Regions from separate parts of the Homo sapiens genome. Here region 2 is linked to region 1. A link is a contact called in ENCODE Hi-C or POLR2A ChIA-PET data. All regions are on one chromosome and are shown on one strand. Each heading gives the region's core, a stretch centred on a gene start or an enhancer-like site at or near the end of the contact. The rest is flanking DNA. Distances are from core to core; before and after follow the strand shown. Region 1 overlaps P4HB (prolyl 4-hydroxylase subunit beta). Region 2 holds the start of RAC3 (Rac family small GTPase 3).

Region 1 (7,776 bases), core at 3,722-6,221:
CTGGAGGGCAAAATCAAGGTGCAGGCGCGTCCCCGGGCCAGGGCTGCCTCCCGGGTAGAGCCGCCACCTTGGGGTCTCTGGGCTCTCAGTGTCCTGGGCTTCGTCCTCAAAGTAAGATCTTCAGAGTAAGAGGACGGAGCCCAAGATGGTGTGAAGACCACCATTCTTGTCACACCTTTGGGGACCTGTAGGAGCCCTCTTGTCCACACGGCTGGCCCAGATGCTCCTCAGGGAAACCTCCTGGCCGGCGAGGGTGCGGCCTGCGTGGGCTCATTGGGCCCAGCCCACTGGCCCAGCCTTCTCTTTCTGGATTCTTGGCACTGTTGGTGTCTGCGGCTGCCACCCTGGTGTGCCCAGGGCAGCCACGCACCTCAGTCCCGGGCAGGGTGAGGGTTGGGGAGCTCTGTGGTCCCCCAGGCATCGCCGCCCCTCACCGTGCCCTGCCTGCCCTCCAGCCCCACCTGATGAGCCAGGAGCTGCCGGAGGACTGGGACAAGCAGCCTGTCAAGGTGCTTGTTGGGAAGAACTTTGAAGACGTGGCTTTTGATGAGAAAAAAAACGTCTTTGTGGAGTTCTGTAAGTGTTGCCCTTTCAGCTCCCCAGGTCCGTGCCACCAGGGCACGCGCAAGGTAGGCAGACTCCTGGGGAAGCGTCTGCCAGTGGCTTTGTGTCCAGGACACACCCTAGAACTGCTTTCTTTTCAGATGCCCCATGGTGTGGTCACTGCAAACAGTTGGCTCCCATTTGGGATAAACTGGGAGAGACGTACAAGGACCATGAGAACATCGTCATCGCCAAGATGGACTCGACTGCCAACGAGGTGGAGGCCGTCAAAGTGCACAGCTTCCCCACACTCAAGTTCTTTCCTGCCAGTGCCGACAGGACGGTGCGCCTTCCCTCCAGACGGGGCTGGGGCGGGCTCTGGGAAGAGCAGTGGTCCCCACGCCAGCCTGGGTGCCTCTCTGGAAGGAGCCTGGGGCTAGTCAGGTGGGAGAAGAGCTGTGGGAGCTCCTTCAGAAGCACCCACCTTTGTTTTTCGAGAGAGATGGGATCTCACTATATTGCCTAGGCTGTTTTTGAACTCCCAATGTGCTGGATTCCGGGTGTGAGCCACCGGACCGGGCCTGCTCTGCCTTTCTCTAGGGAGGAGGAGCCAATGCCAGGAGATTGGCTCTGGGCCGGGACCAGCCCCTGCACTCATCCCTGTCTTCCACAGGTCATTGATTACAACGGGGAACGCACGCTGGATGGTTTTAAGAAATTCCTGGAGAGCGGTGGCCAGGATGGGGCAGGGGATGATGACGTGAGTGGGGTCACAGCCCTGGGCTGGTCTCTGGGATTCAGCCCCTTGGCCCCACGGGACATGCCCACTTGGGCTCGGCTTGTGATGGGAATGGTGCCATTGGAGGCACGTCTGTGCGTCCAGGGCTCTGGGGCCCCACACCTTCGCCCAGCAGGGCAAGGGATGTGCTCCCAGTGCTCTGCTGAAACAGCTCTCCCTGGCCAGCACTTCTTTAGGGGACGACGTTGAAGGCATCTTTAAAAACCAGATTTTGCTTAGAAAACCTTTTCAGACACATGGCACCGGTTCCTCACATGCTGCTAACTTGGACTCAGAGGTCCATCCCCAGCCCGCTGGCGGGGCCCGGGCACAAGGGCGCAGACATGGGTCTGCCCTCGGGAGTTTAGTCCTGCCCGTCAGCGCGTGGCCAGCAGCAGTGGTGACTCTGCCGGGGAAGCAGGAAGGCTGGTGTTGGGAGGATGCGGCAGGGGCGGGGTGCTTGACCATGGTGAAGGAGATGAGGGCATGGTCAGCCCAGGCTGGCAGGGCCTGCTGGGAGTGCTGGTGCACAGTGGGAGGTGGGAATACTCTGCCCAGGCTGGGGATGGAGGGCCGGCCCCTGGTGCTGCCTGTGGCCTGTCATTGGCCAGAGCCCAAGGGTTGGAAGTAGAATGGTCACACCCCAGTGGTGACTGTGCCTGGACTTCATGCTGGGGCTGTTGTCCCTGCCGAGATGTGGACCCTCTGTAGACTCCATGGTGCCAAGCTGGGAGACACACATACGCCTTCCATGCCCAGTGGAAGGGTCCAAGGCTGAGCTGGGATTCCCAGGGTTCCTGACACAGTGGGGGCTCTGATTCATCCTGCTATAGGCAGAAATCCCCCAGGCGTCACTCTTCCTGGGAAGACCCCTGTGTAGCTCGTAAAGACCAGGGTTGGCTGCTCCAGTGGCCGGTGGCCATGTCCGCCGTGGCCGGCTAGTCCCCGGTGTGAGCAGTGTGGGGTGCTGGGGGCCGGCAGCCTCAGCTGTTGCAGCCAACCTGCCCGCCCCGCCCCTTTTCCTGTATCCCAGGATCTCGAGGACCTGGAAGAAGCAGAGGAGCCAGACATGGAGGAAGACGATGATCAGAAAGCTGTGAAAGATGAACTGTAATACGCAAAGCCAGACCCGGGCGCTGCCGAGACCCCTCGGGGGCTGCACACCCAGCAGCAGCGCACGCCTCCGAAGCCTGCGGCCTCGCTTGAAGGAGGGCGTCGCCGGAAACCCAGGGAACCTCTCTGAAGTGACACCTCACCCCTACACACCGTCCGTTCACCCCCGTCTCTTCCTTCTGCTTTTCGGTTTTTGGAAAGGGATCCATCTCCAGGCAGCCCACCCTGGTGGGGCTTGTTTCCTGAAACCATGATGTACTTTTTCATACATGAGTCTGTCCAGAGTGCTTGCTACCGTGTTCGGAGTCTCGCTGCCTCCCTCCCGCGGGAGGTTTCTCCTCTTTTTGAAAATTCCGTCTGTGGGATTTTTAGACATTTTTCGACATCAGGGTATTTGTTCCACCTTGGCCAGGCCTCCTCGGAGAAGCTTGTCCCCCGTGTGGGAGGGACGGAGCCGGACTGGACATGGTCACTCAGTACCGCCTGCAGTGTCGCCATGACTGATCATGGCTCTTGCATTTTTGGGTAAATGGAGACTTCCGGATCCTGTCAGGGTGTCCCCCATGCCTGGAAGAGGAGCTGGTGGCTGCCAGCCCTGGGGCCCGGCACAGGCCTGGGCCTTCCCCTTCCCTCAAGCCAGGGCTCCTCCTCCTGTCGTGGGCTCATTGTGACCACTGGCCTCTCTACAGCACGGCCTGTGGCCTGTTCAAGGCAGAACCACGACCCTTGACTCCCGGGTGGGGAGGTGGCCAAGGATGCTGGAGCTGAATCAGACGCTGACAGTTCTTCAGGCATTTCTATTTCACAATCGAATTGAACACATTGGCCAAATAAAGTTGAAATTTTACCACCTGTCCTTGCCTCGGGTTTATGATCTCACCAAGCCCGGAGAGCTGGGCTGGAATGCGGACGCCAAGGCCATCTGCCAGGCCTTAGTGGGGTTACTGGTGCTGAGAGGCCTCGCCCCTGGGACGAGGTGCAGATGCAGAAACAGGCCCCAGTCTCCCCAGCAGAGCTGTGCAGGCTTGCGATTCCCGGGGAGGATGCCTTCCCTGCCTGTAGGCTGCTTTACCTGGACTCTGATGGGGCTTCTGTGATTCTGGACCCTGGATGTGGACACGGGTGGAGCCACCCAGCCCCATGTGATGCTCAGACTCCTGGTCATTCCCTCCCATCCCCGCCGTGGAGTGACGAGAAATCAGGTGGACTCAGGCTTCAAGGATGGGTGAGAGGAACAGGGGGCCCTGCTTATCACTAACCCTTCACACGATAAAGGGCAGGGCTGGGCGCAGGGACGCGCGCCTGGAATCCCAGTGCTGGGGCAACACGGGGAGACCCCGTCTCTAGGAAAAATTAGAAATTAGCTGGGCATGGTTTGCACCTACAGTCCCAGCTACTCGGGAGGCTGAGGCAGGAGGATCACTTGATCCCAGGAGGTCAACACTGCAGTGAGCGGAGATCGCGCCACTGCACTCCAGCTGGGTGACAGAGCTGTCTCTAAAAATAAGGATCTCCTGGTCTTTAAGTTGTAATTTGGCTTAACCTCAGCACTCCTGTGCTTCACATGCAGAAAAAACACATACACTCGATTTTTTTTGAGACGGAGTCTTGCTCTGTGGCCCAGGCTGGAGTGCAATGGTGCTGTCTTGGCTCACTGCAACCTCCGCCTCCCGGGTTCAAGTGATTCTCCTGCCTGAGCCTCCTGAGTAGCTGGGATTACAGACATCCGCCACCACGCCCGGCTAATTTTTTGTACTTTTAGTAGAGATGGGGTTTCACTGTGTTAGCCAGGATCTGCTGGCTGACCTCGTGATTTGCCCGCGTCGGCCTCCCAAAGTGCTGGGATTATAGGCGTGAGCCACCGCGCCCGGCTGAAAGTCAATTTTTCTGCAGACGGCAAGCCGCGGCCTGTGTGCAGGGCTGGGCGATGGCTCTGCTGAGCCTGGATTTGCTGCTTTTCTGCAGGGGAGGCAACAGGAGCTCTGTGGTGTCTGTGGGTCCCCCTGAGGGCAACGGCAGAGGCCCTGAGGATCCAGCAGGGCTCATGGTGGTCTCAGAGGGCGGTGAGGCAGGAGGAAGGAGCCCAAGGGTGCAGGTGGCAGGTGGGAGTGGGGGTGGAGCTGCAGCTCTAGGGAGGCTGCTCGGCCCTCAGAAGTTCGGATGGAACAAACGACCCTCACCAGGCTGCCTTGAGGAGCCCTGCCTGTGACTCTGTGAGCCCCGCCAACTTCACATCCTGATGTGCTTCCTAGAGTAGGAGCTTCCGCACTGCCGAGATTCCCGGGTGTCCTCCCAGTTCCCGAGCTTGCGGGCTGGCTGCAGCTGCTGGAGCCAGAGACGGCTCTCAAGCCAGACCAGGCCTCGCCGGGGGTGCGGTTCTCCCGTTCTCCCCGCTACCTCCCTTGCCGGCCCCACAGGCCCTCACAAACTCGGCCGCTCCGGCTCCTCCTGCCTCTGCTCCAGGCTGTGGAGTATCCGGCCAGCATGCCGCGAGGACCTGTGTCAACACGTCGCCAGCACCAGCCAGCCCGGTTTGCCCACATGTCCTTGGCCCCACACGGCTCACACCAGCTCGGCAGTCTGGGTGCTGCCGTCTGCCCCGGCCCCCAGCTCTGTGGGTCTTGGAGACAGCCCGTGCTGGGGCTGGTTTCTGGCTAGTTCAGCTCCAGGGCCTCAGCAGGGTTTGTGTGCCATGCCTGGGTCCTGCGACACAGTGAGCCGCGTACTCACGGAAAAGTGGGCAACGGCATCTGGAGGTGCCGTGGGAGGATGTGGGCAGAGGCCCGAGGGCTGTGGCTCCTTGCAGGGTCTCTGAGGGAGGCTGTCCTGAGTCACAGCTAAAGGGGTGGGCTGTATTTGTGCCTGTGCTCCCTGGCCGTGGGATGGGGTGCAGTGACCCTGTGGACCAGCTGTGCGGGGAGCCGGCCCTCTGGAGAGAACGTTGGGACATGGCACAGCTGCCCGCAGCACTGGTGTCATGTGCTCTGGAAAGGGGAGGGAGTCACTGATACCTTTCCCGTTTTGCAGAGGCAGCTGATGAGCACATTCCTGGGCTCGGCTGTGGCTGGGAGGTGGTGGGGCAGTGTCCAAAACCTCTCTGACTGGGCTGCTGGATTAGTGGGGAGACTTTGAAGGCTCTGGGAGGAGGTGGTTAGGGCTTAGCAGCCTGGGACTTCCCAACCCTCTGTCTCTCCAGGTGCCAGGAAGCCACCGGCCTGGAGCCTAAAACAGTGATTGCTGGGTCTATGTACCACACCCCGGGGGGCCTCTGACCTCAGGGAGGGAAGGGCCCTTCTGGCCCTAGGCTGGCCCTCCTGCCAGACTGCAGTGCGACCTGCGCTGACTTTTCCTTTTTTTTTTTTGAGACATAGTCTCACTCTGTTGCCCAGGCTGGAGTCAGCGCTGCGATCTCAGCTCCCTGCAACCTCTGCCTCCTGGGCTCAGGTGATTCTCCTGCCTCAGCCTCCTGAGTAGCTGCGATTACAAGCATGCACCACCATGCCCGGCTAATCTTTGTATTTTCAGTAGAGATGGGGTTTCACCATGTTGGCCAGGCTGGTCTCGAACTCCTGATCTCGGGTGATCCACCCACCTTGGCCTCCCAGAGTACTGGGATTACAGGCGTGAGCCACTGCGCCTGGCCTCAGCTGACTTTACTAACAGGGTCTCCCGGGTGCTTTTGCAGAGCACTGCTGGTTGCATTCACTGGACATTTTTTTTTTTTTGAGACAGGGTCTTGCTCTGTTGCCCAGGCTGGGGTGCAGTGGTGTGACTGTAGCTCACTGCAGCCTCAAACTCCTGGGCTCAAGCAATCTTTTGCACCTCAGCATTCTAAGTAGCTGGGACCATAGGCACCCAGTACCATGCCTGGCTAATTTTTAAATTTTTTGAAGGGAAGGGGGTCTCCCTATGTTGCCCAGGCTGGTCTTCAACTCCTGGCTTCAAGTGATCCTTCTACCTTGGCCTCCCAAAGTGCTGGGATTACAGGCGTGAGCTTCTGAGCCCAGCCAGGCCTCACTGGACTTCTAAAAGTTGGACGGTAGGCCGGGCGCGGTGGCTCACGCCTGTAATCCCAGCACTCTGGGAGGCCGACGCGGGCGGATCACGGGGTCAGGAGATAGAGACCATCCTGGCTAACACAGTGAAACCCCGTCTCTACTAAAAATACAAAAAATTAGCTGGACGTGGTGGCGGGCGCCTGTAGTCCCAGCTACCCCGGAGGCTGAGGCGGGAGAATGGCGTGAACCCGGGAGGCGAAGCTTGCCGTGAGCCCAGATCGCACCACTGCAGTCCAGCCTGGGCGACGGAGCGAGACTCCGTCTCAAAAAAAAATAAAAAAAGTGTGATGGTAAACCTTGTGCATCAGATGTTCTAGTTCGTCCTCCAGAAGGCAGAAACTTAGAGTCATGCAAACTAGGTCAATTTGCAAGTTCATATGGACCAAGAAGAATCAGGGACAAAACTCCATGAAGACAGGTTTGGCTCTGACGTCACGCTGCATGAACAGCACGCTTCGCCCACGGTGGAGCAGGCACGACTGCTGACGGCCGGCTTCTGATGGAACGTTTCAAGGGTGAGGAGCTCCAGGGAGTGTCTATCATGGCGTAGAACACACGGTTCCCACATCCTTATTAGAATAGAAGGCACATAAATACCTTTCAAGGAAATCTGTTGTGACTGGCGAGGCTTCAGGCACCAGTCCCTCGGGTGATCCAGATAGAAACCCCAAAGCCAAAAGCTCTGCACGCTCCCAGCTCACCTCCAGCAGGAGGGACACAGGGGCTTGCTTGGGGTCGCCAAACAGGCTCACCGGGTGGTCTTGCCCCCACCGCGTCTCTAGCCTGAGGCCCGGTCACTCCTGGAAAGGGCGTTCCTTCTCGTCACACTGTTGGTGGCAGCTTCATCCAGCGTGCTTTCATCTGATCCTCTGAGGGGGGAGGGCAGACAGAACTTTCCACAACATGAGAAAAGGCAATCTTCACATCAGAGGAGAGCCTGTCTCCAGTGTACAACGTTTCGTCTCCAGGCTTCACGTAAACAAGCCAGAAAAAACGGCCTGGCTCCTCCCAAGTGACCTGGAATTCCAACTGTCCATACCTTTCCCTGAGTCCCTAGAAATGCAGCCACGCTGGGAGCCGACCCCCCTCAGGGTGTCTGCAGGCCCGGGCCTGGCTAGAGGCTCCAGGGCCACTCCAGTGTGTGACTGGAGAGGTGGTGTACCCGAGGCGAGGGGCCCAGGGGGCAGGGGAGGGGACAGGGGGTGCACCTGGGTACCAACGCAGGTCCAGGAAATTTCGCCAGGCAGGGACCCTCCGTCAGCGCCGCTTCTCCAGCAGCATTTT
Region 2 (7,776 bases), core at 1-2,500, 190 kb before region 1:
CTGGTGGAGTGGTCAGGGGCTCCCCAGGGCCCTGCTCCCTCCCTTGTGCGGATCTCAGGGACCCCCCCAGCTCCCGGGGCTGGCCCCATTGTTACGTACAGTTTGGGGGTAGGAGAGTGGCCGCAGCCGATCGTAGTCCTCCTGACCCGCTGTGTCCCACAGCCCCAAGTTGACTGGTTTCCCGTCCACCATCACGTTGGCAGAGTAGTTGTCAAAACTGCAGAGCAGTGAGGGCAGGGTCAGGGCTTGGGAGGGGTCCCAGAAACCCCCAGCCCTGCTGGCCTGTGTCTTGGGGTTCACAAGTCTGCACAGAACTAGAACTCTGGCCAGCACCTCAGCTCCAGCCGGGAAGCCCAGAGACAGGGCCACCTGAGCCGACGTGGAAGCCCAGAGGAGACCCTGCCCGTGTCCCCCCCATGCCACACTCACACGGAGGGCCTGTGCTCTCCCGGGAAGCCCCCACACTCACACGGTGGGGATGTACTCTCCGGGGAAGGCGTTGGTCGTGTAGCTGATCAGCAAGCATGTCTTCCCCACGGCGCTGCGGACAGGGCAAGCCACGTGGCTCCCGGGCCCGGCCTCGGACCCTCTGCCCAGCAAGGGCAGCCCCCTCTCCCGGAGCCAGAGGCGAGTTAGGGGCGTCTGGGGTCGAGAGGGGGACCCAGCCCACCAGATCCGTGGCGACCTAAGGCTGGAGGACGACCTGGGCAGGCCGGGCTCCGGGGGCTGGGGTGGTGAATAAGGGCGCAGGGCGCCCCACACTGGGGCCCCAGGCAGAGGCCCCGACTCCGAGGGTGGCGGCAGGAGAGGGTGGGGCCGGCTGAGGGTTCAGCCCAGGTGAGAGGCCTGGCCCCACCCACTGGGAGGACAGGGCGGCGGCCCCGCCTCGCCCGCAGCCAGCCCAAGCGGGAGCCGGGCAGCATCAGGTGGGCCCGAGCTGGAGGCCCGCGGACCCCGCCCCGCCCCACCCCGCCCTCCTCGACCCCGGGGCGCACGCGGCTCGGGCGGGGTACGGCGGGGCCGCCTCGCGAGGACCCGGGCGCCACCCCCGCCCCGCCCCGGCTGCGCCCCGAGCCCCCGAGCCCCCCTCCCGCCCAGCCCAGCCAAGCGGCCTCCGGGCCGCGCACTCACCCGTCGCCGACCACCACGCACTTGATGGCCTGCATGGGCGCGGGCCGGGCGGCGGCGGGCGCGGCCGCGAGCCGAGCTGCGGAGAAATGCCCGGCGCCGCAGCGGCCGCGGACCCGAGCGCCGAGCGATCGGCCGGAGACAGCCGAGCGCCGCCGAGCGCCGGGCGCGGAGACAGCCGAGCGCGGCCGGCGGGGGGCGGGGGGCGGGGGCGGGGGCGGGCGGGGGGCGCCCGGCCGCGCGGCTGGCGGGGCGGGGCCGCCCGAACCCGGGCAGAGCTGCGCGAGCTGCGGCGCCCCCGCCTCCAGCGCGACCCCGGCCCGGGGGTCTCCTACGGGTCCCTCGGGGCGCAGCGCAGGCCGGAGAGAGCCCAGCGACCTGGACCCGGCGGGGAGGGCTCCGCGCGCTGCGCTTTCTCGGGGACCCGCCCCCTGCCGCCGGGAGCCAGCTGGGAACTCCGGGGTCTGCAGCCGCCCGAACCCCCAGACGGACAGCCCCCGCGGCCCTCCCGTCCCTTCAAGGCAGCGGCGAGGAGGGGCGAACAGCCGCACCCCGGCAGGCCCTCCCTGCAGGGCTGGGGGCAGAGGGCCGCGCGTTTGGAGAGGCACGGACGGTCGCGCGTTTGGAGGGAGAGGCGGGGCCAGAATGTATCACAAAGTGCAAACGCGCTGTATTTCCAAACCCCGCCGCGCGCAGGCGGCCGCAGCGTTCACGGTGACATCGCAAAAGGCGAGGGGGAGACGCGCCCGCGGGACCCCTTCCCGGTGTGCTCCCACGTGGCGTCGACCGGGAAGAAGGGGCCGGTAGGGAGCCCTTCCCAGGCGCCTCCCACGGGGTTCCCCCGCAGCCGCGACACCACCAACAGTCGCCGCAACCGCCGCGTGGAACAGACGACCCGGGTCTCAAAGAGGCGGCGCGGGCGGGACGCAGCCCCTGGTCCATCTCGGGCGCCGCCTGATGCACTCCTACTGCGCCCGGGTCCTCCCGGCCTGTCTCACTTTGGGGGGCTCAGGGTCCTCACGGGGGACGCCTGCACGTAAGCCAGGACGGCGTTCTGCAGGAAGCTCGCCCTCTGGGCCTCCTCGTCCCGGATGCGGGCGATCTCCGCCTCCCGGAGCCGCAGCTTCTCCCGGAGAGACGCGTTCTCGCTCTCCCTGTCCAGCAGCGCCTCTCGGTGGTCGCTCGCCATCACTGCAGGGCAAGGAGCGCAGTGAGCGGACGCAGCCCCAGCGCACCGTGGCACGGCCTCAGCACGGGAGACCTGGCCAGCCCCGCTCTCTGGCTGGCCTCACGTCCCACCAGTGGGCGGCGGGAGGACAAGGGTCTGGCTCACCTTTCAGCTGGCGCTCCAGGGCCGCCGCCTTCTCCCTCAGCGCCTCCTGAGCCGCCAGCTCCGCCTGCAGCCGGCCGTTCTGCTCCTGCAGCTCCACGCGCACCCTGCTCACCTCGGCCACCCTTTCCTGGTCCTTGAGGCTCAGCTCCTGCCAGGCACGAAGGCTGGGGAGTGAGGCGAGGGTTGGGGGCTAGCACGCCCGGGGCCCCCCACCGGAGCCCCGCCTACCTGCTGCAGCTCTTCCAGGCGCCGCCGCAGGCCCTCAACTTGCAGGCCCAGCTGGCTGACCCGGGTCTGGGCCTCGGCCACCACCTGCTTCTGCTGTAGGCAAGCGCCCTGCGCCTCGTCCCGTGCCTGCGCCAGCAGTCTCAGCTTGTCCTCCAGGTGAGCCAGGCGCTGTTGCTGTGAGCACAGGGGCCGCCACGAAGCATGAGGGGCTCAGCCTGAGCTCAGCTGAGGGAATGTCTGCACGGGCACGACCCCACCTCTCTGCAGGACTGGCTGCTCTAGTTACTATGACTCTGAACCCGCTCCCCTGGCAGCCACCTCCTCCAGATGCCCTCTGGGCTCTCCTCCTCCCTCTTCGGTCACACCACCCCTCCCATCCATCCATGCGTGTAGTCACAGGCTGCAGAGATGGGCCAAACCTCTCCACCGTCTCAGGCCCTGATCCAAGGCTGAAGCGGACCCACCAGTGTCCAGGGTGTGCTCATCTGACCTCAACACCACACTCCCGCCTCCCCACTCAGACCGAAGCTCTGGAGTCTGCATGCGGGCCGCAATGCCGGGCAGCCTGGCTCCCCCGGAGGGTGGCGGACATGTGTGGCTCACCTCCTCCAGGCGGGCCTGGCTCTTGGCCTTGATCAGCTCCTCCTCAGCCTGGCCACGCTCGCTGAGTGCCGCTGCTTTCACTCGGCTCAGCTCCTGCACAGATGGCCACCTGCCAGCCCGTTCTCCTGTCCCTGGCCCAGGGCCCTTCTCTCTCTGGCCCATCCAGCCAACCCCAGCCAGGGGGGCTCCTCTCTGCCAGCCTCCTGAGGGCCACGCAGCTGCTCTGCCACCTAGCTCGCTGGGCAAGGTTCCTAAGGCCAAGGAAGTCCGAATGCCACCTAAGTCCCTTTAGCTTCTTGGGCACACTGGTGGGTGGGTCCCCAAGGTGGGGCCTATGAGCCTCTGGGAACAGGAAGAGGTCTCTGGTCCTGAGGCGGCGAACACCAGGGGCCCCTGCCTTGTTCAGCCCAGGACTAAGGCAGAGCTTGGCCCTGCCTGGTGGGCACTCACCTCCTCCAGGGACAGCCGCGCCGCCTCCAGCCTCTGCACCCGCTCCTGCATGGCCTTCTCACTCTCCTCCAGGTGACGGGTCATATGCTCCACCTGCTCAGGGGCAGGGATTGTGGGGCCAGAGTGGAGAGCGGGCCTCCCTACCTTCTCCTCACGGACTCCCCACCCTGAAAGGCAGGTGTCTCTTGAGAACCTTGTTCATTCTGAGAAAGCACTGCCTCAGATGGCCTAGCAGGAAACTACCGCAGCATGCACACCCTGAACGAGTGGGCCTTGGTGTCTCTTCAACGGCAGCCTGTACTACGGCTCAGACATTGCCGGGGTCCCCCCGCCGCCCCCAATAGGAGGTTCTGGGTCTGACATCCGCTCAGGCTGGCAAAATACGGCCACCCAGTGACCCAAGGTTGGCAAGGGAAGCTCCCACCAGGTGTGTGCTTTGGGGACACCTGCGTGACACCAAGACCAGAGACTGAGGCGCATTAGAGGCCAACGAAGAGGGCACCTCCTTGATGCGCAGGCTTTCGGAGTCCTCCAGGCTCTGTCTGCATCTTCTCTTCTCCATGTCCAGGCGCTCTGGAAGCCCAGGGTGGGCAGAGTATGCGTGAGCATCCCCTGGGGGCCCCCGTCCCCCGGTGCCCATCCCCAGGCCCCTCCACAGCAGGCCTGCCCGTGCCCACCCTCGGCCTGGATGGCCCGCATCTTCAGCTCAGCTGACATGCTGGTCATCTCCTGCCTGGTCTGGAACAGCTGCTCCTGCTGACACCTGAACTTCCGCTCCAACTCGTCTACCTGAAAGCCGGCACCAGGGAGGGAAGCTGCAGCCCAGCCCTGCCGCGCCCACCCTGGGCTCCCTGGCTCCATCCACCACAGCTACCTGGTTTTGCAGAAGCAGGTTCTTTTCATTGGCAGCAGACAAGTCTCTGAGGAGTTTAGACTCCCGCTCTGCAGCTTCCTGGGAGGGGAACGGGGTATGGGTAGTGAGGGTCACGAAGCCGCCACGCACCCCTTGGCCCACCCCTCTCAAGCCCTGCCCACCCACCTGCTGCTCCAGCTTGAGCTCCTTGGCCTGCCTCTGTGACAGGCTCAGCTGCTCCTGCTCCGCTGTGGCCAGGAGCTCCCCCAGGTCCTGGGCCTTCTGCTCCGACAGAGCCAGGGCGGCCTCTGTCATCTGCAGCCTGCAGAAAGGAGGGGCAGCACCCCCGCCCCGGTTGGAGTTTCACTTGCCTTATAAAGGCCTCGCTGCTTTCACTGTTGCTGGGCACCTAGTCAACCCCAGCCAGCACCCGCCTCCTCCAGGAAGGCTTCTGGGTTACTGCCCCAGCCTCACCATTTCCCACCTCTGCTTTGCAAACAGGACTTGCACACAGGTTCACACCACCTTTCTCTGCCCTGTGGGCACGTCTCTGAAGTATCCTGAGGCCACCCCCCACTTACTTGGCCTTGAGAGCGTTGATGATGGAGTGCCTCTCATTCAGGGCTTCCTGAAGCTGCCCTACACGGGCTGCCGACGCCCTGTGGGCAGAGAGGAGGGTGCAGAGAGTAACCCAAACCCCAGAGCGCTCCCATACCCCTCTGGCCTCGGTAGCTGCTGCTGTTCCTTAAGCATCTATGGTCGCCTGGGCACTGAGCCTCCAGCGACCTCCTCGTGGCCTCACTCGTGGGCTCAGGTTGGTCCCATCTGAGTCTGAGCCAGGACCTGATCCCTGAAGCCTCACCCTGCCCCTGCCCTGGGCCCGCTCACCTGCTGCTCTTGGCCATCTCTTCTCGCTGCTTATCAATAGTCTCCATCAAGTCGAGGAACTGGGGACAGAGACAGCCGCAGCCCTGTCAGGGCACCTGCAGCCTGTCCACCTGACCTTCTCAGGGGGAAGGAGAGCCAGCGCCCACCAATGTGGCAAGGCAGCGGAGGGTTCCACCCACGGTGCCCTGTCTCCTTCACAGGAAGGGTGGCCCCTGCAGAGCGAGGCCTCAGGGCTCAGACGCCAGCTCCCCAAGGAAGTCCACCTGCAGATCAGACCAGGAGGCCGCCCCTCCTTCCTGGTACCAGCCACTCAGAGAGGCTCCAGGGCCCCGAGGAAGGGAAGATGGGCAGACCACGGGGCTGAGGGAGGAAGGACGTGGCCAGGCCCTCCAGCCATAAGCAGCTCCAAGGTCAGTGAAGGCGCCATCCTCACCTGCTTGGACTTCTCCTCCCGGAGGTGCTGGACCTCCTTGCTGAGGACGTGAGTGCGGGCTTGGTTCTCCTGGAAGGTGGTGAGCCGGTCCTGGCTGTGGCCCATGGCTTGCTCTGCAGAAGGAGCTGTGTCAGCTGGGCACAGGGGCTCATGCCTGGAATCCCAGCACTTTGGGAGGTCGAGGTGGGTGGATCACCTGAGGTCAGGGGTTCGAGACCAGCCTGGCCAACATGGTGAAACCCCATCTGTACTAAAAATACAAAAAAGTAGCTGGGCATGGTAGCGCACACCTGTAATCCCAGGTACTCGGGAGGCTGAGGCAGGAAAATCGCTTGAACCGGGAGGTGGAGGTTGCAGTGAGCCGAGATTGCGCCACTGCACTCCAGCCTGGGTGACTGAGTGAAACTCAGTCACACACACACACACACACACACACACACACACACAAAGGAGCTGTGTCACCCCGGGGCTGCTTAGCCTCAGGAGTAGCTGGTGGCCACCAGCCCTGCACCCAGCGGCTGGCTGCTTGGGAATCTATGCCGTGTGGGGCAGCGTCTCACCCGGCAAGTCAGGGGTGCCCCCTCAGTGCATGGGGGTGGAAGTGCTTTGTGGGGTTCGGGCTGTGAGCAAGAGCCGCCTGGTGTTGGGGAGCGCGTGCACATGTGGGGCAGAGGTGGTGGGAGCTGCTCCACCGCAAAAGGCAAGGGCCATCCTGGGGCATCTGGCCACCATCCCAAAGGTCAAGGGGCACTGCACAATGCTGAGGCAAATGCTGTGCCCAGCTCAGTTCTGGAAAGATCTGGGTAGCATGTGGCGAGGGGGCAGAGGTCAGGAGGGATGACAACAACCAGGGCAGTGCCGAGGCGAAGCCAGGGACGGCGCAGCTGGAGTCAGAGGCCAGGCAGAACCAGCAGGAGGGATGAGCCCTCAGCACAGGGGCTGGAAGAGGCTGCCGCTGTGCGCGGATTAGGGAGTACGGGGGGCCTGGCAAAGTCCCCAGCTGAGTCTGGGGCACTGGGGCCTGAGGCTGAGACATCAGCTGCAAGGATTCGGGGTCGCTGGTGGGAGGGAATGTGTGGAGGCCAGCACAAGCCAGGGGGCCCCACCTCACCTGACTCACATGCAGGGCCACAGACTCAGGGTGACCAGGGAGCCTTCCTGGCCAAGGCCAAGACCTGGGCCACCCGAAGCATCAGCAAAGCCACCAAGGCCAGGACTGTGAGCCACACGGCCTCAGCTTCCCCAGCTGTGAAACGGGCACCCTCCACTGCACAGGTCCTAAGAACTCAGCAAGTACACAGGGCGCCTCGGACAGTGCCCATGTGTGGCGAACGCCATTCAAGTGCCAAACAGGTGCCCCACGACCCCTCCGCTCCTTCCTGCTTCCCCTGGGCTCTCAGGCTGCTCTCCTCATCAGTTCCCGTCCTGAGCCCGGCACCCCGCCCTCGGTGGACAGGCCTCTGTCAAAGGCTCACGCGTCACTCCACACAGCCCTGCACCGTACCCACGGCTCTGAGGACGTCTCCAGGGATGTTGTTCCCAGCCAGGTCCAGTCTCCACAGGGTTCTGTTGCTGGGGAGACAGTTCATGAGGGCCCGGCCCCCCAGGAGGCCAACGTTATTCCAGCGCAGGTCTGGAAGGAAACCTGTAGTCACCAGACAGAATGCACCTGGCAGAGGGGGAGCTGGCCTGGCCGGGGTGCTTCCCTAGGGGGCACTGCCTTGCAGTCATCAACAGAGCAGGAGCACAGGCCAGTCCCCTAGCCCCTCACTTCCCAGAGCAGAGGCAGCCTCAGAGGGATGAGGGAGCCTGAGGGCGCCTGGGAGGCCTCACCCAGCTGCTGGAGGGTGGTGTTGCCCT

What was found. A loop is a pair of places that touch in the nucleus more often than their neighbours do. ChIA-PET counts read pairs that join two places held with the same protein, here RNA polymerase II (POLR2A). Pooled maps may share reads with other maps.
Region 2: POLR2A ChIA-PET joins it to region 1 with 10 read pairs in activated CD4-positive, alpha-beta T cell. The contact joins the promoter of RAC3 here to the enhancer-like site in region 1. A Hi-C loop is called at or near these places in 2 of 168 maps with a recorded cell type or tissue (both naive thymus-derived CD4-positive, alpha-beta T cell), 14 of 37 single-sample maps with no recorded cell type and 13 of 50 pooled maps. POLR2A ChIA-PET finds 5 or more read pairs at or near these places in 6 of 52 experiments (B cell, H1, HEK293 and 3 more).

Annotation. Positions count from the first base shown.
Region 1 is chr17:81,838,671-81,846,446 of GRCh38, reverse strand. P4HB (prolyl 4-hydroxylase subunit beta) reads left to right here. Exons shown (of 11, transcript NM_000918.4): 7 at 1-18; 8 at 456-576; 9 at 705-886; 10 at 1,217-1,303; 11 at 2,355-3,281. The coding sequence ends at 2,435. Among named protein-coding and RNA genes, the nearest start is that of PPP1R27, 7.5 kb to the right of the region's middle. Within about 2 kb of position 4,971, at least 10 of the 41 ENCODE cell types and tissues checked have a DNase peak (open chromatin) inside an H3K27ac peak, as active enhancers do.
Region 2 is chr17:82,025,152-82,032,927 of GRCh38, reverse strand. RAC3 (Rac family small GTPase 3) reads right to left here and starts at 1,250. Exons shown (of 6, transcript NM_005052.3): 1 at 1,132-1,250; 2 at 470-541; 3 at 100-217. The coding sequence starts at 1,166. LRRC45 (leucine rich repeat containing 45) reads right to left here. Exons shown (of 17, transcript NM_144999.4): 4 at 7,750-7,776; 5 at 7,421-7,549; 6 at 5,917-6,029; 7 at 5,484-5,542; 8 at 5,177-5,254; 9 at 4,782-4,917; 10 at 4,617-4,694; 11 at 4,420-4,531; 12 at 4,245-4,315; 13 at 3,743-3,835; 14 at 3,293-3,385; 15 at 2,690-2,863; 16 at 2,462-2,609; 17 at 1,777-2,319. The coding sequence ends at 2,123. RefSeq lists silencers at 815-974, 1,175-1,254, 1,615-1,724, 1,745-2,034 and an enhancer at 2,632-3,155.